Regions from separate parts of the Mus musculus genome. Here region 2 is linked to region 1. The links are chromatin loops, found by intact Hi-C in ENCODE. Cell type or tissue: heart. All regions are shown on one strand. Each heading gives the region's core, and the rest is flanking DNA. Links, peaks and the distances in the headings are about the cores only. Region 1 overlaps Cmss1 (cms small ribosomal subunit 1). Region 2 overlaps Cmss1 (cms small ribosomal subunit 1).

Region 1 (12,527 bases), core at 2,459-10,458:
AGAAGAGAAAGGACATGATCTCTTGTCAAAAGTTACTATATTGAAAAACAGGCTTCAGTCACTGGAAGCAATTGAGAAAGATTTTGTAAAAAACAAATTAAACCAAGACTCCAGTAAGTCCACAGCAGCATTACACCAAGAAAACAATAAGATTAAAGAGCTCTCTCAAGAAGTGGAAAATCTGAAACTGAAGCTAAAGGATATGAAAGCCATTGAGGATGACCTCATGAAAACAGAGGATGAGTACGAGACCTTAGAACGGAGGTATGCTAACGAGAGAGACAAGGCTCAGTTTCTGTCTCAGGAGCTGGAACATGCCAAGATGGAGCTTGCCAAGTACAAGTTGGCCGAGAAGACAGAGTCCAGCCACGAGCAGTGGCTCTTTAGGAGGCTCCAGGAAGAAGAAGCAAAATCAGGGCACCTGTCCAGAGAAGTGGATGCATTAAAAGAGAAAATTCATGAGTACATGGCCACAGAGGACCTAATATGTCACCTCCAAGGAGACCACTCCCTTCTGCAAAAGAAACTAAACCAACAAGAAAACAGGAACAGAGATTTGGGAAGAGAGATTGAAAACCTCACTAAAGAGTTAGAAAGGTATAGGCACTTTAGTAAGAGCCTCCGGCCTAGTCTCAACGAAAGAAGAATCTCTGACCCGCAAGTATTTTCTAAAGAAGTTCAAACGGAAGCAGCAGACAGTGAGCCACCAGACTACAAGAGCCTCATTCCTCTGGAAAGAGCAGTGATCAATGGTCAGTTCTATGAGGAGAATGAGGACCAGGATGACGACCCTAATGAGGAGGAGTCTGTGCTGTCCTTCAGATGCAGCCAGTCTTCTTCTCTTCCTATGAACAGGAAACTATGGATTCCCTGGATGAAATCCAAGGAGGGCCATCCTCAGAATGGAAAAATACAAACTAAGTCCAATGGCAACTTTGTACAACCTGGAGATCTTGTTCTAAGTCACACACCTGGGCAGCCACTTCACATAAAGGTTACTCCAGACCACATTCAAAATACAGCTACTCTTGAAATCACAAGTCCAACCACAGAGAGTCCTCACTCCTACACCAGCACAGCGGTGATACCAAACTGTGGCACCCCAAAGCAAAGGATTACCATTCTCCAAAATGCCTCTATAACACCAATTAAGTCCAAAAGCTCTACAGAAAGCCTTATGAACTTAGAGCAAAGCATGTCCCCAGTTACCATGGCAACCTTTGCCAGAGCACAGACCCCAGAGTCCTGTGGTTCTGTGACTCCAGAACGGACAATGTCACCTATTCAGGTTTTGGCTATGACTGGTTCACCTAGTTCTCCTGAGCAAGGCTGCTCCCCAGAGCCGATAGAAATCAGCGCCAAGCATGCAATTTTCAGAGTCTCCCCAGACCGGCAGTCATCATGGCAGTTTCAACGTTCAAACAGTAACAGCTCAAGTGTGATAACTACTGAGGATAATAAAATCCACATTCACTTAGGAAGTCCTTACATGCAAGCTGTGGCTGGCCCCATGAGACCTGCCAGCCCTTCAGCACCACTGCAGGATAACAGAACTCAAGGCTTAACTAATGGGGCACTAAACAAAACAACCAATAAAGTCACCAGCAGTATTACTATCACACCAACAGCCACACCTCTTCCTCGACAATCACAAATTACAGTAAGTAATATATATAACTGACCACCCTCACCCTCATCCAGTTCATACTGATATTCTTGCAAGGAACTCAGTCCCTTTTTAATCACCCCTCCAAATCCCTTAGAAGAATGACTAAACCTGTACTTTGGGAAGATTTGTGCATGGACTGAACAAGAGTATCTGGAACTAACTATGTGTTGCCTGCATAGTCACATCAAGTGTGCACTTACTGTATATCTTTTTATTTACATACCTGTATGGAAAATATTTAGTCTGCACTTGTATAAATACATCTTTATGTATTTCATTTTCCATAACTCACTTTAATTTGACTGCAACTTGTCTTGGTGAATTACTTAACATTATAAAACAGTAAATAGTTTGTTACTTTTGCCATTGCTTGCTGAATTTTCATTTGATCATTCTGTGTTATATATCTGCATGTACAATATCATTTTATTTCCTGTTTAAGATGTCCAATAATTTTTCCTATAGAATAAGCAGGAGCTATTTGTCATATATAGTTCTGGTCACGCATTATAGGAGGAAAAAGTGGTTCAGGTCCATGACTTCAAAATGAACCAAAATAACTATGGTAAACGTACTGCCATTCTTGAGATGTACCTCAGTATTTTTAGTGCTCAAAAGAGAACTATCAGAAGTCAGAAAATGTTTTCAGATGTCAGGATAAAATAATATTAAAATGTTTCTATTAATGAGCACACAAATACACTGATGGTAAAAATTAAAAGCTCTGGCAGGTGACAGGAAGCCAGAAAGCGAGTTTGGAACTTTAAGTTAGCTTGAATATCAAGGGCTGATAGGTTTCTCAAGCAGACTGAAACCCCCCTACAGCATATATTACATCTAAATCTGGAATCAGCCACTATGACATAAACTTCTGGACATTCTCCTTCAAAACAAAAGTGCAATTCTTGCTCTGTGTTATTTGGTTCCTAAAATTACTTAATGTGGGTGCTGCCCTGCCCTGCTTGTGAGTAAGGCTACAATCAGAAGCATACAATTTATATTTCTGAAAGAACTCGCAAGAAGCAAATAAAAGCTGCAGATAGTTAGGAGCACAAGTTAAAAGACTTTTTTAAAAATAAGCATGCCGCGTGGCAGCAGAGGTAATCGTGTGATTTCTTCTGTGGTTGCTATGCCATTCACAGGTTACATGAAAAAAAAAAAGCTCTGCCAAAGCTTCCTAGAGATTGACACCAAACTCCTTGTAGCCCTGAGCACACTCACTCCACACCTCAGGGCAGAGAGCACAGCTTTTAAAGGAACATATTAAATTACACATCGAGTCCCCAAGTCACATTCTAAAAGGATGACTTCAGAACAGCTAATTCGCCATTTTCCCTTTTCCATTCCCGTTCCACACGCTTAACTATTAAAATTTAGTGTAGTCAATTTTATTGCCAGTTATTGTTTTAAATGCAGTTCATCTCAACATCCAGGCAAACTGGGAAGACCTCTCAAAAGTCAAAGGTATCTTCCTCTCCCCTGTAAAATCAATTTTATGATACAGAGCAAGGATTTGTTGACAGAAACACTTCCATGGTGATGAACTGCAACACCAAGGCTGTGGGCTTGCATCATGATTAAATAAATGTGGATGAAAGCTGAGGCTGATGATAAATGAGAAAGCTTCTGTTTAAAACACATTTATCTTGGGGTTGGGAATCGGCAGAGACCCAACTGTATTACAAAATACATGATGGTCTAACTGTTTTCAAAATTATTTTTAAGCCAAGTTAGGATAGAACTCTGAAAGGAACTACACAGCTCACTGCAGTCCTCTCAAAGTCAGCAATGAAAAAAAAAGGGCTCCTTTTAAAGTCATTTAAACCAGAGGGCACATGTGAGATTTGAATGGTATCAAACAACTAATCACAAAATGATGAATGGAAACCAGGAAGAATTCAAGAACAGCCTTCCTGATTTTGTTACACAAAGGCACAGAATGAAAACATATTTCCATAGCAATGGGGGAAACAAGCAGAGAGAACCAGCTGAGGGATTCTTCACATCAACTGGGTCCCACCTGGATGTCCTGAGCATTGATTGTAACTAGTAAGAGTTTGGAAGCTCCGGATGCCCATCAGATCAACTAGTTTGTAAGGATTCTCTCTTTTTTTTTAAACGAGATCTATAGAAATTCTTTTTAATAAGGTTTTAGAAGGCTATATGTGCTCTACTGTGAGAGGGTAGAAATCATCATTGCAGATCAATTATAAATAGGCTTCCTGGATAGTTAATCTCTATTGACTGTATTTTGCAGAGCCTCTAACGACTAGCTCCATTTACAAGAGTGCAATAATTAACATAGAAACATCAAAATGAACTTAGTAGCTTCTCATTATTAAATCATACAAAGTTTATTACAAGTGTCACTACTATCTAAAGTCAAAGGATTCTTTTCCGATAAGATTACATATAAAATATAGATTCTTGTCTCTAATTTTAACTTTTTGATAAACTGTACATACGTATGATAGACATACATGTGTGTGTGTGTGTGTGTGTGTGTGTGTGTGTAGAGGGAGAGAGGAATGAGAGAGTCTGTGTGGGAGATTACAGAATTTCCATTCACTGAATTACTGGAACATGCCTGCAAAGGAAGTGATGCTATGCTGGGAACTCCTCTTAGTAAGAAATGTGTGAAGGCAGAGGCGCACTATCCATGAATGGCTGATTGAAGACTGTTTTTGTAACTTTTATTGTTATTTTCTTAAAATTATGTGTATGTATGCGTGTCTCTGTATGGATAAGTGCTTGTGGTGCTTGAAACTCCTGAGATGTCTCCTCAGCCCCAAGAGCTCCTACTTTCTTTCATTGGTCAGAGTCCCTATTTCAACACCAAATTTCATTTACTCAGCCCCACTAATTTCATTAGCTTTTTAAGCTGTAGAATTCCACCACATACTTAAATATCCTGGCAAGTTTGCTTGTCATTTAAAAGGCGTAGCAAAGTCTTGACAAGTTTCCATGGTGGGGGCAAGCTAAATAACTACCCAGAACAGAGGATGGCACACCTCTAACTCCAGCACTCAGCACACTGAGGCAGGACGAGCTCCAGGCCAGCTAGGGCTGCAGAACAAGGCCGCATCGCAATCAATCAAACAAAAACCTAATGAAACATAAAAGCAAGTAAAGGCAAAACCTCTCCCAAGATAATGTCATTGTTCTTTATGGGTAAAAATCACATAACCATCTTTACTAAAAGGTTATCTCATCATAAAGAATGCATCCTTACATATATAAAAGGATTTCTCATCTGGAACCAGAAGTGTTTCAGATTTTGGATTTTTTTTTTCCTTAAGGATATGCAAACACTCATACATGTAAGATAGCTTGGCGATGGAAACACCTTTTACATGCTGAACCTAAAGATAATTTTATACAATATTTTGAGATAATTTTATGCACAAATGAACTTGTATAGTATGAAGGGTTTGTTTTCCTATAGTGTCATGTTAAGTGCTCAAGGGGTCTGCATTTTGGAGCATTTCAGGTTTCAAGTTTTCCAATTAGGGATTCTCAACCTATGCCTGTGCAAAATGGTGACAGGACTATATAAATTCTAATTGGAAGGTCCCCACAATTCTATTTTACAATGCTGAGGCTTTAGACATGCAGTCTTTGAGATCCTAAAAGGGTACTTTTGTTTTATTAATTACTTAATTTACATACCAAACACTGCTCCTCCCATCCCTCCCTCCCTGAGTCTCTCACCCTATCCCTCACCCCCTTCTCCTCTGGGAGGGTGGTACCCCTGGGTATTCCCACATGGGTATTTTCCCCTGGGTATCCCCTCATATCAAGTCTATGACAGACTAGGTGCATCTTCTCCCACTGAGGCTGGACTGGGCAGCCATTAAGACTAAGCTGCCTGTCTGCTACAAATGTGCTGGGAGATGGGGGCTGGGGGTAGAGGGGCCCTTGCTCCATCCTGTGTCTGCTCTTTAGTTGGTGACTAAGATTCTGAGAGCTTCCAGGGGTCTAGGTTTGTTGACTCTCTGTAGGTCTTCATGTGGGGTTCAATCCCTCCTCCAAGTCTTCCAGAAGTATCCCTGATCTCTATCTAATGTTTGGCTGTGGGTCCCTGAATCTGTTTTTCTGCTGCTGGGTAGAGCCTCTCAGAGGACTGTTATGCTAGGCTCCTGTCTGCAAGCAAAACAGAGTATCATTAATAATGTCAGGGATTGGTGCTTGCCCATGGGATGGGTTTCAAGTTGGGTCGGTTATTGGTTGGCCTTTCCATTGGTCTCTGCTCCATCCCTGCATTTCTTTTAGTTGGGACAAGTTCTGAGTCGAGTTTTGTGGGTGGGTCTGAATTTCTGCCACTGAGGGTCCTACCTAGCTACAGGAGGTGGCTTCTTCAGGTTCCATATCCCCATTGTTAAGCATCTCCGCTAAGATCACCAGCATTGACTTATGGGAGCCTCTCCTATCCAAGGTCTTGGGGACCTTCTAGAGATTCTCCTTTCCCACCCCAGGTGCAGATTTCCATTCATTCTCCCCGCCCTCTGGACTTCTCTCCCAAACCTGATCCTGCCTCTCATTCCCCTCCCCCGCTCCTCTCTCCTCTTCAGTTCCCTCCCAGCCTCTGCCTCCTATGACTAGTTTGTTTCCTTCTAGAAGGGTATTTTTATTTTCAAACCATTATAATCAAAGATTCTGTGATGTTTTTATTTATTCAAATAACTCTAAATTGAAAACTATTTTACAGCTTCTTTCATACTGAGTATATATAAAGTAGGTCTTTAGACATATTAAATGAAAGGACTTTATTTGCTTCAGTTACATTAATTTCTGTTATTTCTACATTCTTATGTTCTAAGAATTTCATTCTTTATTTTGAAGTGCCAAGAGAAAATATAATTGGACAAACCACATGTAGCAAAAATAGAGGAATCAAACATGCTTTTCTTTTCTCCCTTTGTGGCATTAGTGGTATAGGACATTGAACTGGGGCCTCTTATACTCAAGCCAAGCATTCTGCCACCTTAGTACTTTCCCAACCACAGCAACCTTCTTACGATCTGTATGTAACTAAGTTAAAGCCAAGACATCCTTATGAGATTCTCCTAATGTTAACATTGTTCCCCACCCCACCCCTGTCCCCAAATGGAATCAAACTGGACTCTCTAAAAACAAGAATCTATCCTAAGCTACAATCTAATAATCTGCTTGGTTTGCAGCCTGAAGTTAGAATTTCACAGCTATAGAAATCTGTATATTGCTACTGGCAAGTGTTGCCCCTACTCTTGGATTATTTTATACTTGCCCCAGGAAGTGAGACTAGTTTGCCCTCTAGAGGGTGTAATGAAAAATGAGGTTTAGTATTTATTAGGTGGGATGTTCCCAGTCTCATAACTAGTAAAGTACAAATAACTAAATCTTTAAGTGATCTGTGGCAGGTGGCCCGATACCAACAAGCTCCATTTCTTCCCCAAATCCCAAGTCCTGAATTTATCCCTATTCTTTCTGGGTCCAGAACACACTCTTGAGAGTGCAGTCTAAAGAAACAAAACCCAGCAAACATAAGACAGACAAGTGACTTGCTAATAAAGTTCCCAAAACAAAAGTGCTGTTAAGTTGATTTTTATTTAGATTAAACACCAAGCCCTTTCCTTTCTGAGAGACCCTTTAAACTATCAAAGCTAAGAAGTACTTTTAGCTAAAAGTAGTCAAATACATCAGAGAAGCAGGCATCCCAAAGAATCTTCAGAGTCCACTGAGAGAACTGTCTAACACCTCTGAGTACTGTAATAATTTGATAATGAATTAAAACTGTTCCTATGCAGAATTGACAAATTCATTGACATTTCATCAGGACAACAGGCTATCATAAGGATTCACTCCTGGCTAACTTTGGGCATCAGTCAGCCATCGCAGGGAAATTCTCTTTAACTACAGCCTCATTTTAAAATTTCTATTTAAAGTATTACTCAGATTGGAAGGCGAAGGAGGGAAGAGGTCTTAGCAAATGATTCTGCATGATTACCTCTGAGGAGTCATGTGAAATAAACCTGGGCATGGTGGTACAGGGTGTGTGTTGTTTTGTTCGCTTGTTGAGACAAGGTTTCATATCTGGCCTAAAACACATTCTGTATTAATAGCTGGGGATGACCTTGAACTGACCTTCTTGCTTCAGTACTGGGGTTACAGGCATGTGCCAGCACACCTAGACTGTTTTGTTATATTTTTTATATAGGCTAGTCATGTTTAAGTAAAAACACAATGTATGAACATAGGCCTTAAAGACTCACAGAACCTACATTCTCCGAATAGGTGCAGGTGGGTTTACTACCAGACAAGTTACTCATGTGACTTAGTAACAAACAATCTCTTCACATGTGGTATCTTTTCTTCCAAGCATTACATGGATACAAGTGAGCAATGTATGCATGGATATATACTGATCATGACAAAACATACTGTGTGGATCCTCGTCAACACTGTGTAGTATAACACTCATCCCTTGATAACGTATTGAGGAAATGGAACAAGGAATGAGTTCCACACAACACTTACAAGTAGAAAATTATATAATACTTCCAATTCGCTGGAGATGGAGGGGGCTGCACTGAACTGAGTAGTAGGCTAGGAAGAGCGTACGCTAGAGGCACTCAGTGGAAGACCAAGTTCCAGCACATGCCTTTGTCAGTGAGTGGTAAGGGCCTTAGACAAGTCTTTTAACTTTTGTGAAAAAAAAGAGATGGAAGTCCAAGGATCTAGCAGTTACTCAGTCTCACGCAGCAAGCAGGCGAAGGAGCAAGAGCAAGAGCTAGACTCCCTTCTTCCAATGTCCTTATATTGTCTCCAGCAAAAGGTGTAGCCCAGATTAAAGGTGTGTTCCACCACACCTTTAATCCCAGATGAAAGGCATAGCCCAGATTAAAGGTGTGTTCCTTAACTCGGAGATTCAATCTTCTGGAATCCATAGCCACTATGGCTCAAGATCTTCAAACCAAGATCCAGATAAGGATCTCCAAGCCTCCAGATAAGGGTCACTGGTGAGCCTTCCAATTCCGGATTGTAGTTCATTCCAAATATTGTCAAGTTGACAACCAGGAATAGATTTTAAAATCATGTGTGGCTCTAACTTCTGAAAAATGGGTAAATTATCTGTGAGAGTTGTCACATATCTATAACCTTTAGGAATAATGCTGATATATAGACAATCTACTGGGCAACTTTGTTTTTCTTCAGAAAACTGACTTCTTTCACTGGCACATGAGGCCTAATAGATGGCGACCTCTTCACACTGGTTTCCTTCCCTAAGAGTCTATGACTTTCTTTTACCTTTCATCATATAAGCCCAAGCCACCAAATGAAGCAGCACTCAACTTCAGGACTAATGGCAGCATGGGTCTAATAATTCCCTGCTGAAGACAATGGCTGGGTTGTTCTTTGCCATCATAGGATGTTTAAGACCCTCTGGCTTTTATTCCTTAGATGCCTCATGAAACAAGAAAATATTTTAATCATAGTTAAATGTTGTGTAGAGGCCAAGGTTGCCCCTCACTGGAAGCTATTACATTTGAAAGACAAAACAACTCTGCTGTAGAAACAGACATTAAGCACTGCAGGTTCTGGGGGGCTGGGGCTTAATTAGATTTGAGGAATAGGTAAGAAATGAACAGGGACGAGAAGCTGAGGTGGTCCACGGATGTTTCTAGGAAAGGCCCACTTGGCAGACCTGGAGCATGCAGGCGAGACCACATCCCATTGTTTAAATGCCACACATAGTGCAGCCGAGATGGTTCTCAGGAAGGGAACAGACCAGTTAGATTGTGACAGGCCTTGAATACAGTGACAGGAACGAGATGGTTCTCAGGAAGGGAACAGACCAGTTAGATTGTGACAGGCCTTGAATACAGTGACAGGAAGCGCTCTGTGTCTCCATAGAAGGCTTCTAGCTAATCAAGCTACATAATGGGGGAGTGGAGGGGGGGGGCTAAGAGGAAATGAGTCCTTTATGAAATATTTCATTTTTTGACAACCCTAACGTGTGGGGTGGGGGGAATTCTGTTAGTTTTAGAGATAAACTAAAACAGACTTTCTAGGTTTTTCATTAGTATGTGACAAAACTGTCACGGTAAAGACATGCCTCTCACTGCCCCATTTTCTGTCCATCGAAACTACTTCAATGCAAGGGAAAGCAGTCAGTATAAACTGTATTTTACTACTTATGGTGACAGACACACTTGCCTAACATTACCCCAGATAGATGCCATTTCAACCAACACCCTAAGAATGCACTTAAACACAGGAAGGGCTCACCCACCATTGTTCTATCTGGATAATATTCACAATTCTCATCAACTGAAACAATCTACCCCTAGAGGCCTAGCCCAGAGTTCATTTCTTATAAAACATTCAATAAAACAGGCAATAGTGATTTATTTTTCCCTCCAACTTTTCCTGAATCCTAAAGCTACTGTTAGGCCAATAGCCAGTGACTGTGAAAAGTTAAGACCCACAAATAGCAGGTGTGGGAGGGCTGCATGTCCTATGGGGCAGAGAAAGACCACGTGACCTCTCATGTTATCATCATCATGAAGAACACAAGGCTGTCTCAGTCTCCATCCTACCCTAAAGCATGACTCTGCAGGCAAAGTACACAAATGCCAAGCATGAAGAGTGAGCTTTGGATGGGGCCACCAGTTGGTATAGAGAATTAACATAATTATTATATAATAGAATTATAGGAGCTTCAAATATGGCAAGCAAAAGAGCGACCATGACCCATAGGAGAAGCATTATAACCCAAACTCTGGAATTTACAAGTAGGTGGCTGTCTCAAGGCCAGATGATGACCTCTGTTGGAAGTGGAAATATCCAGTAAGGTTCAAGATATCATCCATAAAGACAAGCCTCATCAACTTAGTCTACTTCTAATGCCTCTGCATTTGTCCTAGTTTGTATTCCTAAATCAGGAAATCTACTATTCAAATAGTGTCATATCTTACTAAGGAAAAACTGATGCTTTCATTAAAAAAAACAAAAAACAAAAAACAACAACAACAACAAAAAACCTGTCTACTTTCCCAGCTCAGGGAAAAGGGAAAATGTTATGGTTCAATTCTATCAGCGTTAAATTATGTTTCTAATTTGGCCTCCCGTGCCCCCTCATAACAGTTAACAGCCTCTTTTCAACACAACCACCCTTCAAACAACTCAAAATAATTCCTCAAGAATTTCTATTGATAGGTTTGTTTTCTCCCCTTTTAAAAAGGGAGGAGGGAAGAAAAAAAAAAAGCAAGCTACTTCCTTTTCTGTTTTGTCTTTTGATGATGTTTTGCCTAAATATATTGTGTCAGATACTTCTGTCACCTAAGAACAAACAAGCAAACAAGTTTTGGGTCAAGGAGAAGTTATGTGAACCTCGTGAACATACCCAGGCCAAGACCGTCCTTTAGGAAGCAGTGGAGAAAGTCATGTACAGGGTAGCAGCCATGCTGAGAGTATCTCTCACAGCATATTCACGAGCAGTCCATTTACTCATATAAAGCTCCTCTGTGAGTATTAGAATCGTAAAAATTGACTCCATAAACTTTGGGAAATGTCAACGCTTCTGTGACTGGTGACTTTAGCTTCCAAGACAGCACTGAGAACCCTGGGGATACAGTGGACAGTTCCTTTTGGGTTTGTTTGCTTTTGTTTTACCTTTTCGTGAAACCTATCAACTATGGCCACATTCCAGGTTTTTCTCAGACTGCCAATGAGGAAGGAAATCTGCTTCGAGGGGGACATCCTGTGCTCACTGCATACTTTAGTGCCAAGAAATGGCAGCTCTCCCCAGACTCCAAGTTTATGTAATCTGTCTGCTTGGTCTAGACACAATGGCTAGGGTGGTCAGAAAGGTCACTGGCAGAGAGGGCAGGATTTCCTTTCCTGCAGGCCAATCAGTGTATGGATAATGGTTCAATCACAGCACAGTATTCAAGTAATGAGAAGGGTCTTTTCAGGATTAGTTAATTATCCATAAAGTTGTACAGACTTGTAGAAAAGATTCAGACACAAGTAGGGGTCCTCAGATATTCGTTTCTAATTCTAGGAAAGGGATGTAGTGGTACTTACAGTAGAAAGGAGGGAGCAACGAGTGTGGTGAGTGTGGTGAGAAATTAAGTAGTTTGCCTACACAGTTAAATGATGATTTCTCTACAAGGGTTCTCTATTAACATCCCCCAAACTTCAGTGCTAACAGTTACACACACACACACACACACACACACACCAATTGCACTGCCTCCCTTAAGGGGTTCTAGTCCTCCTCCTTCCTCATCACCAAGTTCAATACCTAGAAACCTCTGTTCCCCCACAATCACGATCTAGTTATCACTATTTTCCTTTCTTTCTTTCTCTGTCCCCGCCACTTTCAGCCCCTGCTACTATTCCCTTAGTCCAGACCTCAGTACAGACAGTACTTTAACATAGTTACTGTATATAATCCTCATCTTTCTAAATCAACTTTTACCCCCATACCACCTTAGATCATTGCAATTCTCTAGCCTTGTACCAAGGAATAGCACATCCATTGGTGCCCCGATGATGGCTGCTCCAACTTCCCAGCAAGGCTAGCTTCCTGTGCTGCCCCATCCTCCTCTCACTGACCACACCCTTCAAGCTCAGCACAATGCTCCTAACTCTCCTCCTGCATGCACTTTGGCCTTCTTTGCCCCTTTGGTTCTGGGACTGGGTTGTTCGGCCTTTGCTCCTCATATTCTATTTCTCCTCTTCCCTCAAGTACATTTCCTTTGTAAACATCCTTCTATTTTTCAATCGGCCATTTCCAAAACCACTTGTAAACACTGCAGCTTCGTCACAGCGCTCACCTTCACCCAGTCATGGGTTACCTCTCCTATAAGAC
Region 2 (12,527 bases), core at 1,807-9,806, 160 kb before region 1:
GTCAGTACTGTGTGATTATATTTAAGAACAGCCTCTTTCTCTAGCATTAAGGGGTGTGGTTTTTTAACTCATGCTCATTTGCTGCAGCAATTAACAATGTGGAAAACAGGTAAACTGGCTCCCCATCCTGTTGCAGGACATTTGATCACAATGTGATCCCTGAGATTGTGTTATTACTGAAAAAAAAAAAAAACTATTTCTAGCTGTGGTGTGGCTCAGCCCTTAGCACACACCTTTAACCCGCTTGCTGGAATTCAGATACACCATTAGTACACCCCTTTAATCCCAAACAATGAAGGTAAAGTTAGTTTGTAGAAGGAAGCACTTATATTTGAAAGTGATGTCTAGTTGAGTGGCAGACAAAGTGATGAATCAGAGAAAGATTTGACAGAATAGGATGTGCCCAACTCTCTCACAAGAAGAGAGAGAAGAGGGAAGCTACTTGAGGGCTTCTACAGTTCAGAAAAGGAGAGAAGGCAGTTTTACTGTGACAATTTTACAGAGACAGAATGCAGAGAGAAAACAAGCTAGACACAGGTGAAGACAAAATGAGACAGAGAATGAGACAGATTAGAACAGATTGCCAGAGGCCGAGATGAGAAGTCAGTCAGAGGTCTGGAGAGAAGCCAGATTGAATCAGTCAGCTGGAAGAGGAGTTTAAACCAGAAGAGCTGAGTTGAACCAGTCAGAGCCCCAGAGTTTAGAAAGAACAAAAACCAGTTAACTGACTTAGCAGTTAGTCTCCGAGGCTGAAAACACTCTAGGCCTAGATAAGATTGCATGGAGGATAGAAGCTTCCAGGACCAGGCCTAGGTTAGCAGATTGAGGCAGTAAGCCTCTGAGATGACAATTACATCAGGAGAATAAAAGACAGTTTTACACCACACATTCACCCCTCACTATGTGGGTGGACCAAGATGAAGCACAGAGCATACAAAGGTGAACTAGATCTGCTCTCCATGTAAGGTATTCAGAACGTTTCCACAGAGCTTCAGTGTCATCTCCCAGTTGGTTAGAGTTGGCCCAGAACAGAGATGGCCAAGTGGCTGTCTGTGAGGACCCTAACTCAGTACAGGTCAGAGTGTTTTTCAGTTCCCCTCGCTTCCTCTCCCTGCACAATCTCAAACATCCAATTACTATAACAATAGTGCCAAGCGGAGAACTTACAGGGCATTGCAGGTCAACAAGTTCTAAGTGAGCAAGCTCCAGAACTGGGGAAATGGGCAGCAGCTGGACTGCGAGTGAACCACAGAGAGGGTGTTTCTGTTTTCATTGACAATGTTGATAAATGGAGCACAGTCAGGTACCTTTAACTTCACTGTCAATGAAGAAGGAACTCTGATCGTTCCAGTTTTCAGCATACCTGAAGCAGAACAAGAAGTATAGCTCATAGAATCGGGACCCACCATTTACAATTGTTCCCGGCATCTAAATAGGTGGCATTTCCTGCTCTGTGCAGTTTCAAATATCTGGCAGATTGGACTTATAGGGTTATCAGAATCCTGGAAGATTCCTGGGCAGTGATTGTGAATAGGACAGCTGTGCAGCCTGTGTGTGTGTGTGTGCATGTGTGTGTGTGTGTGTAGACCAAGCTTTTACCTTCCTACAATCCTTCTCTGTTCCCTTGTCTTTCTAATTCCTTAAAAAATGAACAAAGCAAGCATGTGGTAAATATGTTTCCATTTTCCACCAGGAATGCAGACAGGACAACTTCCCCTTCTCTTCTCTCATCCTCTCCAGCTCCACCTCCTCCTCCACCCCACATGACCTCATCCCTGTGCAGAGAGGACACCAGCTGCAGGGAGGGTCTGCCTGCACCAAGTGGGATCATTACCATCATTAGTAATGCCAAGAAGCCCAGACGGTCCTGCCGACATGTGCAATGTGTTACAGCTCTGTGGTCTCCCCACATTCACAGTAGAGCTGCTGTCTGGAATTGTAAAGGCTTTGCCTTCCTAAAACTAATGTTACAAAAGAACACCCAGATATTTCTTAACAAATCAATCAGCCACTGCCTGGGCAATGAGAAACCCGCAAACCTGGTCACAGTCTCACAAGGCTTACTGGGATCCAATCACTTCAACTAGAAAAAATGAAAACCCTTGATTTTTTTCAGAATAGGAGCTTGTCTCCAGGAGAACTGCATGGAAAATAGAAATGAGAAGAAAAATGTATATATATATATATATATATATATATATATATATATATATATATATATATATATATGGATATAATGAAAGCTAATGCCTTTACCTCACATCTTACAGAGGCATGTTCACTCTTTAACACACTCCTTACTAGAACTCCTTTGCTGTTAGCCAATGTCATCTTAGTCAACAGAATGAGGCTCTAAGATTTTGTTAAGTGTTTTGATAATTACTATACACCAAACACTTATAAGTAGCTGGGTTCAAGGCTGTCTTCTTTAGGGATTGATCACAACCTTTTTTTCTCAGATACCACAATTTCAAACTTATCATTGTGGCAACAGAGGCCTGGAGGTCTTCTGAGCTCTCTCTTAGAGGCAGGACCTCCTCCTAAGCTCATTCATGCTCACGTTTAAATATCTCTACACTGCTACCTAACTGAGGTTACAACCTACACATACACCCCGAGCTCTGAACTATCTTTACAAGGGCTTTGCAGTGCCTCCACTCGGGGTAATCAGCAAACGGAATGCGGGACCACTGCTCAGATGTGAATTCTTCCCTCTGGAAATCGCACCTCACCCCGGAAGAATGCAGTCTTAAGCACCACTCTTCTCCTTTGCGATGTTTCAAATCCAGAGAGAAAGCAAGCGCTCCAACCATGCCCTTGAGCTGCCTTGGATCCACCCACTTGATGAAATACAGTGAGAGGAATTTAAATACCTCTGTGATCACATTTTACCCCCAAGTATTTCCCAGGTCATATGGTGGCTCACTCCGTACAGAATGTAGCCTAGTATGCAGCTACTCAGAAGGCAGGGATGGAAGAATCACTTCAGTTCATAAGTTAAGATCCTATTCTCTACATTGAGAACCGGAAACTGTCTTGTTTATGTGTGTGTGCGCGCATGTGTGCACATGTAATTTAACTTAAGTGGCTAATCATTGCTACTAGAAAAGACCAAAATTCTTGCCATGTCTACAGTGTCTTACTAAATCTATCTTTCCACTTTCTTCTCATTCAGGGGCTCCAGCCTCAGAGCTCCTTTGTTGACCCAGGTCCTCTCCTGCACTAGTGCCTTAGGGATAGGTTTTCCTACAACCTGGGTAGCTCTTACCCCCTATGCTTGGCTGGCACCTGCCCACTGTGAGAGCCTTGACTTAACTATTACTCACAAAATAGCCTTCTCTGCCTCTCCACTCAATTTTCTCCCATTTCTTCTTTCTGACACCTATGTATTTGAAATGCTCACATAATATCTATTAAAGGCTTTATTTATTTACCTTGCCCAACTAAATATCAATTCAATGAGGACAAAGACCAAGTTTATGTTGTAGTGAGTATGCTTAGCATATGTGAAGTGCTCAATCAGCACTTGTCATATCATTAAAGAAATCTGGTCAACGTCATAGGGTTTGAACAAAAGCCTTAGGTTTTTTTTTTTTTTTTACTGTTTGTTCTGTCTATGTAGTCCTGGCTCTCCAGGATCTTGCTATGTGGACCAGGATGGCCTTGAACTCAAGGGGATCCCAGGCCCTCTAGAGAGTGAATATTAAAGGTATGAATCACCATGCCTAGCCAGGTCTCCTCCCCCTCCCTCCCCCAAACACAGTCCTTTCTAATATCCTTTAAAGCAAATGAGTTCTATAAGCTTTAGGGATGGGAATTTTTGAAGTCTCAAAGTCCTTCCTCACCCATGTGCTTGGAGACTAAGATGGAAAAAGGAGCAGAGACTGGTTGGAATGGTAATAGGGGCAGAGATCCGATTTCCTACGCCCCAGTGTGACATGGCCAGCATCTACTGGCCTGTATGTAGTCCAGGGGAGAAAAGTGGGTGTAGCTAAGAGAAAGGAGACTTTAGAGCAGCAGTTCTCAACCTGTGGGCCTTGATCCCTTCAGAGAGGTCCCCTAAGGCCGTCGGGAAACACAGATATTTACACCTGTAAAATGGATTTGTACCTGTAGCAAAATTACAGTTATGAAGTAGCAAGAAAAATAATTGGGGGGGGGTGGTTTACTGCAACATGAGGAACTGTACTTAAGGGTCACAGCACGAGGAAAGTTAAGGAGCGATGCCTTAGAGTTTTCTGAGTAGCAAAAGCCTGAGCGAAATGAGAGTCAGGAATAAAGCAGGTTATCTGCAGCTAGGGCTTGGAGGATGCTTTTGCTAAAATGCATCAACTCTCACATGGGCCTGCAGATGCCCAGCGACTAGCAAAAGCACTTTCCTGCAGTTGGTATCAGTGATTTGTATCATTCTCTTGTGACTGTTTTGGATTCCAGGGAGCCACAGATCTGATAAGTGCATCAGCGGTTTTGACAAGGCTCTCTGATTATCCTGAACTAATGATCGATCAGACCTCAGTCTGACTTAAGGCCATTTCTCTATGCATGCTTCTGACCCTCCACTTCAATCCTTTCCTATATAACCCGGGAGTTAATGTCAGTACGCATAGAAGAGGAACCTAGTCCTTTGCCTTTTTACTAGAGTCAGATTGGCTGGCTGTCTTTGCCTTCAATACTTCTATCTCATTAATTGGCATCTTGGGGCTACTTGGTAGTACCTGGTCCAATGGAATTCCTGGAGCTGGAGTGTTTGCCATAAAACTCTTATAATAAAAATCTTTATGTAATCTAACTGGAAGGAACACAAGTAGACGGATTTTGGAAAGACAAAACAAATCTTTTGCAATGGAAAAAAACAGTGTACTAGTCCCCCCCCCCCCCCCGCCCTCCCCCCCCTGTGTGTGTGTGGGGGGGTATAGATAAGGGAGGAGAGAGGAAAGAATAGACTGTTAAAGATGCTTGAAGCAAGGTTTCTTTTGGCTGTGAGGACTGGCCAGCACTTATTTTCCATCCAGGACCTCACTTTCATCACTGCGACTGGACATCCTCCACTGGGTGGTCTGTCACTGATCCTCAGGCCAGGCTGTGGCGACAAGCACACAGGGCACACACAGCCAGCACAGGGTCTGCTGCTCCTTGTCCTCCCTGTTCTGCTCTGTCAGGTCTCGCTACTGACGTACAAGGCTTCGCATTTTTCTGTGGTGAGTGGAGGCTTGTTACATTTGTCCCAGTTCTCAAGACCTGGGGACTCTGGCTTGGTTTCTCATCTTCAGTCCATTTCTTTCCTTGAACTGTCCGCAGGAAACAATCAAGTGTAAAGTCACTTTAAAAGGTTTAATCCTCCTGTTTCAATCCCTTTGTGTGGATGAAACGATAATATAGCAACTGGGTTATCAACTATTTGGCAAAAGGAAAAAAAAAAAAACTCCTTTTGATATTTTCCTCATTTTCTCCATAAAAGGAAAACAAATTCTTCAGTGAATTTAGTATCATCCAGAGGGGTTAGGAATGCATGATTATGTAATCCGGCAAACAGTGTCTAAACCAAACACAGATTATCAATTTCCAAAAACTTAAAATAAAATAGGGTGCCTTAACATTTTCAGTTGGTGCCAGTGGTGAACAGGGATCTGGCAGCATCGGGAGATGTTGGCTAATATTTCATTACGATCATGGTGCTTGCTGGCTGGCTAATGGAGCGCCAGACAACAGAGTCACCTTATCTATTGCTGGCTATTGTTACTGGCTGGTTTACTCACTAGTTTTTTGTTTGTTTGTTTTTTTGTTTGTTTGTTTGTTTTTCAAAGAAGACTCACCGTGAGTAAGCATTTATAGCACTGAGTGCTATAATTATAAAATTTTCTTCATAAGATGACTGTTAGGAGTCGGGGGTCTTCCTAACTTTGATGCTAATCCCATCCCACCTCCCGCCCCCACTGTCATAATTTTGGATCTTGAATATGTAGTTATAATTATATCTAAAGACAAAGTTCTAGGGTTTCTATAAATCTTAAAATATTTTTTTAAAAGGTCAGAGATTTTGATCTTATAGTCAAAGCAATCAAAGGGGAAGAGAAAGGAGACCTACTGTGAACTGCAAGAAGACCTACTGTGAACTGGAAGAAGAGTCCTGAATCAGAGGAAAGACAGGAAAGAGGGTGCTGTAGCTCCTTCTTGTCCAGACTGAGCTACACGCTGGGCCTCTATAGCAAAAGATCCAATTTGCAATCAGGGACAACATGTGGTGAACAGAAGGAAAAAAAAAAAGATACTGAGGAATCAAAGCACAGACAGCTTTCTTTTCTCTGATGTTAGACTTGAAAACATCATGAAGTTTGAAACCACGTAGTAGAGTCCTAAGATACTGTCCCCACTCCCTTCCCCCACCAGCCTGTGTGAACTCACCCCTCCTTCCCCAAACCAACTACATATAACTAATTGTATTTTCTTGGGAAGGCAATTGTTGACTAATGAATCATCTTTCCTGTAATTTTTATTTTTTTTGTAGCCCTAGTTTGGCTAAACTCCCTGGCATTCCTGCTGAGGTATGTAATGGAAAATTTGACCTCACACTTTGCTTTTTTGTAACATCACAAAACACTGATATAACAGGGCTACAAAAAAAAAAAAAAAAAAAAAAAAAAAAAAAAGAGGAGCCTAGAGATGCAGGGATGCCCGAAAGAAAAGCTTAGTGTGGAAAGGAACAAAGATACATTAAATCATCGGGGAAAGTAAATATTTAGGTTCCCAGACACAAAGCTACATCTATCTTCAAGAACAGATCGTTTGTCACAGCTTAGGATGTCACAGTGTTTCCATCACAGTCGGGCTTTTCTAAGGATTGTAAACCAGCCATAAAAAGCCACTCTCCAAATTAACTCGGAACACAGGCAGTACATTTTGTAGATCCCAGAATTTGTCTCAAAATGGTGATTTTTAGGGTGGGGTGGTCAGAGGGGAAAGGTGTCAGGAAGTGACTTCTTGCATTTAAGCCACATCTGAGCTCAAAGAAAACGTTGGCAACCAGCCTTGTGTGATCAAATCCCACTGTCTAAGGAAAGCAGAGCAGGTCATACAGAGTCTGCTCTGTAACTGGGACGCTTGGGATTGGCAGTGGAGATGTGCTTTCTGCAAAAGCCACAGCAGAATGAATGAAGTGGTTATGAACACTGCGGCTTTCTTTTTAAAACTCTTATGTCTTCCTTCCCTAGGTCAAAAAAGGCAATTCTTCAAGTGTATAGCCCAGACTTGAAGGGATGACACTCTAAGCACTGATCCAAAGTCTGTCTCTCTATAGCCAAACAATCCTACAACCAATCCTACAATCCCACAACTGGGCCTTCATGGGCAGATTCCCACATGGCTGCCAGCACCACTGTACAAATGTCACAACCCCAGGTAGAATACATACTATTCAGCCCATTTACAATACATAAGCGCAAACAATGGCCTGTGTATGCACTGTTAACCCAGACAGTGCCCAGGGGCTGTCAAGATGAACATTCAAGAGTGGGATTTGGTGCATTATTCACCTGGATGTGAATTCACCTTGAAAAAAAGGAAAGGATAAGAGCAGGCACAGAGAAGTCCCAAGGAGCCACTACTTAAGTTACTAAGGCTGCGAGCAAACCATGCAGATGTTTCTCAGTGCTACCAAAACTATGCCGGAGTAAGCTACGGTCACATCTGTGCACTCCACCACATTAAAAAGAAATGCTGTGTACGGAAATGATACAAATGGTTCTCAGGAGAGAGAGCTTTCATTTATTGCGTACAGGCTGAGTGCTTAGCTGACTAATTAATGATTCTTTTGAAAGAGGAAGTTAAACAGGAGAACCATGAAATAGGCTGCATAGGCTGCAGAGATTTGCCTTGACTTAGTTTTACTGCAGGTGATTACTCACACCAGAGACCGGCTTGGGTTTGCACTTTTCATCAACTTTGGTGAGGGGCAGGAAGAAAAGGAACAGTCATGCAGTCCGGAGAGGTTCTAGTTGTCCTACATAAAAAGGATGTGGACAGATAAAGTTGCTGACTACAAAGAAAGCTATTGGGAAGAAATTTACCATGTCTTGTTTAATATTCTACTCAAGAATAAACTGAGATCTTGGCTCAAGAGTGACTTGAAGAATATCAACCTTAGGGAAGCTACTCTTCTAGATTCTGCCAGATACCTAAGGCTTTCCTGAGATACTTCTGCCACTCCAAATTACAGCAAGATTGAATCTCATGTTATTTAATTTGAAATATGTTTAATTTTTCTATTTCCCATGAATTGTTAATCTAAATTGCTGTTTCAGTAGGAGCCTCCAAAATCAACTTTTAGCTCTTTAACATTCTGGTAGCAGGGAAGTCTTGTGTTCGTTAACAGCCCCCTCTCCCATACTATCAAAAGCCCTTGGAGAAAGAAGCTGGTCAAGTTTTTTGAGGCCAAGTTAATAAGTAAAGAGTATTAACCTAGTTAGATAGAGTGTGTAATGTTTTTCAGCACTACAGTGAAAGCAAAGAGAAGATCTGTGTTTGATGAACCATAATTTTAGGACAGTCATTTCCATAGAATTAAACACCAATGAAACCCTGGGCTTGCATAGAACTGTATTCCCAGCTCCTTAGAAAGCAGAAGCAAAGGCCTGCGATGCCAAGGTCAGCCTGTGTGGCTTAGTGAGTTTCCACAACACAAACTGAACAGTGAGAAGCAAGGCCAAGAGAGAGGGAGGAAGTAGAGAAGTAGAGGCTGGCCATGACCACATGAAGAGAGGGGGGAAGGGAAGAGCCCAAGAGGGCACCAGAGAAGCAAGCAGGAAGTAGGAGTAAGAGAGAGAGGAGGGGGCAAGCAGCCATCCTGGCTGTTGCCAGGTAACTGGGGGTGGAGTCCAGACAGAATACCAACAGTGGGGGAGATGTGAAAAACGGTGATTTGTCAAGCTAGAATTTGGACAATTGCATGTTTTTTTCTTCTTTGTCATTAGTAAAACAACATTCTTTGGACTGTCTCGGTATCAAAGACTCCTCACTCCACTCCACTTCATATTCCCACATTAGTTGTATTTTTATTGTGAGGAAAAGAGATGAAGGAAAACCTAATGCTCTGGGGCCCGATGTGCAGAGGGAGCTGGTGTGAAACTCACTTCCTGTGACGGAGAAGCTGCTCACATGACACAGGCTCAGGCTTTGGAGCGACTTGTCATCCATCAGCATCAGCACAAAGCTCTGAAACACACACACACACACACACACACACACACACACACACACACACACACACACACACCCTCTGATTAGACAGATGGATTCAGAATAGACATAGAACACAGGTGGATTCAGATTAGACACAGAGGACAGGTGTGCCTTGGTAATATATGAACAGTTGGGAACTTTGTTTCTGACACATTTATACATTTTGTAGTTTGAATATGAAGTCTATTAATGGACATCTGTAGGTCTCTTTGCTGAGGGAATAGAAATTGCTCTCTAAGTTTGCCTAGGGATGCTTTTTTAGATTTCTGCTGAGTTGCCTTTACAGTGAAGATAACTTTAAATGTGTGTTTGCTATTTTAGTCTATTTTTAATAATTGAAAAAATAACTACCAGCTTCAAAGTTGCAGGGAGGGCACTAAATTAGTTGACTCTTCCCACACTTGCCAAACTGCTAAAAGTTTAACACTCTTGCATTATATTTTCTTTCAACATACACACATTGCTTTTTAAAAATCCATCTGAGCAAGTTGCAGAGATTATGCGCCTTTGTCCCCAAATAGCCAAAGTTTGTTTTCTAACAACATGGAGGATCACTTACTGATGTGTTGTTCCCAGAAGCCCATGGAGATAGTGCTGAGATGAGATGGAAGCACTGGGATTTGGTCAGGCTCTTAAGAGTGGGTCAACCCTCCAAGAATTCAATTAGTTCCCATCTGAGTGGGATGCTGTAGTAAGGAGGCCTGCTTCCTCTTTCCTTTCAATACTACAGTTTCTGTCTGTCTTCTATCTCTCACACAGCGTGAGGTCCTGGCTTGGCCTCAGACTTACGGCCTCTAGAACTGTGAGCTAAATGGACTTCTTTCCTTTATGAATGGCTCGGCCTCATGCATTTTCTTATAGCAGTAAAAACTGGATCGATACCGTGCTTCAAAGTATTTATGATACACTTCTGATATGCCTTTGGTTTACAACTGTTTGATACTCTTTAGTACTAAATTATGCATTTTAGTGAGACCTCTTTCTCAGTTCATAACATCAACATGCACATGACTCAGTTTGTCCTGATGCCAGTGCAACAATCACTTTGTTTAAGGGGTCACTGGCAGGTTCTTTATTCCCAAACCATTTCCCAGGAAACTTCCTAACATCCTGGCATGGAAAGTGTCCCAAGCTCATGTGCTTTTTCGTCATTATCCATGGAGTCAGCTATCTCTGCAACAAGCCCTAGACCCCTGTATAGGGAGTGACACTGAGGAACTGTACAGGCTTTTGAGGCTGTACAGGATCATGTTTTTAAGGTAGCAGGCTCCTCTTAACAGACAGACCTAGGAAATGTCTCCTGTTTTAACATGCTGTCACAAAATCAGATTCAAGGACTATTCTACAAAAAAATTTAAGTTAGGTTTGTGGTGTGTGCAGGCATAAAATTACGCAAGTCTTAGGTTTTGGTTCTGTGTTACTACAGACATGTTACTGCATTGACTGCTAAATGTAATTAATTACTGCAGACAGCTCTGACGAGATCCCAGAGAACAGGAACATATCCCACATCTGTCTCCTTATTCATTCGCAGAGCCTAACAAACTTCAAATTTCACAACAGACAACCCATAGGAATTCCGAGTCTGAGACCTGCGTCCAAAGAATCCAGTGTGGGATAAAGAAGGCCTGACATTATAAAGGTGGCCGTGACACGGTGATAGACAGACAGAGCTGGATGCATTAGTCATGTTTCATCATGGTGACAACACAGGAACTGCTGAAATTAGGAAAACCAGATACACATACTCTAACGGGAAGGGTTACTAACATTAGGATGACACAGGAGCAGAGGTGTGACTTCATCAGCACCTCAAAGGGTTTTTGCAGAAGAGCAAAGGACCCATTAGGAATCTCCTGGGGTTTCCAGTATGCTATTTTAGAAGCCCCCATAGCATCTAAAACCAATAGGTCATTCTCACAATGGTCTTCAGATAACCGCAGCAGAGAGCGCTCCAGCACACACCACTACAAAAGCTGTGCTGTTAAACCCTTTCCCCCTAAGAGGCCACTGTAACCATTTTTGCAGCAGGATGCTGTGTGTGTCGACTGCTCTTGAAATAGCTACTGCATCTTTTGTCATGAACAACCTCTCCAGGTGATTGATGAACATTTTATTCATTCCATTTGGACCATATGTTGGATGAATGCTTCAGGCACGCTCTTTACAAACATATATATCTCTACACCCCGCCTTTTCTGATGCTGAAAATTATCTTGCTCCCTGTTTGAACACCTGGGCAGAGCCCAGGGCCTTAGGGATGTGAGGCTCCATGGGTAGCCTGCAAGAAGCCATTACCTGTCAATTTGGAAGATTGAAAGGAAGCAAGGGACACCCACAGCCTTCTGGGGTTCATTGTTTTAATGCTTTTGGTCTAAGGAACTTGAAAATATCTGCAGATTTTATTATAAGCGAGACTGGTCTGATCACCTTAGAAAACATAAATAAATATGGATCTGAGATATCAGTCAACCTATACAAATATACTAATGAGATATCAGTCAACCTATACAAATAAAGTCCAATATCAACCTTTGGACCCTCTGGGGAGCACCCACCAGTTCTTGGATGACTCCATGAAGATGGTTTTGCTTTATAAACCAAGCCATTGCCTTATATTAAATGACCAGCAGTGAAAATGTCCCACCAGAAAAGCATAAACCTGCAGTCCTGAACCCCCTGCTCTGGGAGAAATCCTGTTAAGTAAATGCACTTGTGTGCATGCATTGCTCGAATGAAAGCCTTGTAAGAGCTGCACCCCTGTCCCTGTTGTGAAAGCCAACACTGACATTCTTTATCATCAGCAATACCTTTAAAAAGCCTAATTTGAATTATGAGTGTTTCTGTACCAAAAATCTGAGTTTGATGCCTTACCTAAATAGTAGACATTTTCTGTCAAATTAAAAGAATATATATATATATATATATATGTGTGTGTGTGTGTGTCTGCTCAGTTTTCCTGATAAGGAAATGTGCGTAACTGAGCAGAAGAGGTAGGTCAGTCCAGACGGGAGCTGAGGCCATGCATAACCCGTCTATTATTCAGAATCTTGGGGGTTATTCACCTCATGGTGGCCTCTGGCCCAAAGTCAACTCAGAGGGTGCACTGCTTGTTTAAATCAGTGGGAAGATGTAGTGGATTCTTTCCATGACATCCGAGCACAGTAAGAATGCCACCATCAAGCAGGCTGCACGCTGTAAAGAAAGAAGGAGCCGATGATCCCCTACATCTGCCCTGCGAACACATTCTCTCCACACAGAAAGCCGTGCGTTAGCCCATCCCCGTCTCCTGC

What was found. Peaks named below come from ENCODE experiments on the same cell type or tissue, not always from the same donor. Only the 100,000 strongest peaks of a DNase experiment are listed, where the experiment ranks them.
Region 2: a loop joins it to region 1, with 2.2 times the contacts of the local background. A loop is called at or near these places in 13 of 42 quality-filtered maps.

The regions. Positions count from the first base shown.
Region 1 is chr16:57,570,766-57,583,292 of GRCm38, forward strand. All of the region lies in intron 1 of Cmss1 (cms small ribosomal subunit 1), which reads right to left. Filip1l (filamin A interacting protein 1-like) reads left to right here. Exons shown (of 5, transcript NM_001040397.4): 5 at 1-2,039. The coding sequence ends at 1,681. Among named protein-coding and RNA genes, the nearest start is that of Cmss1, 30 kb to the right of the region's middle. In heart, for the core only: a CTCF peak has its summit at 6,959; no DNase peak of the experiment used is centred there.
Region 2 is chr16:57,414,444-57,426,970 of GRCm38, forward strand. All of the region lies in intron 1 of Cmss1 (cms small ribosomal subunit 1), which reads right to left. The region is part of intron 1 of Filip1l (filamin A interacting protein 1-like); the gene reads left to right. It also overlaps the pseudogene Gm20956. Among named protein-coding and RNA genes, the nearest start is that of Filip1l, 67 kb to the left of the region's middle. In heart, for the core only: no CTCF peak of the experiment used is centred there; DNase peaks (open chromatin) are centred at 5,118, 6,388, 7,028 and 8,758; H3K4me3 peaks cover 383 bases; H3K27ac peaks cover 2,977 bases.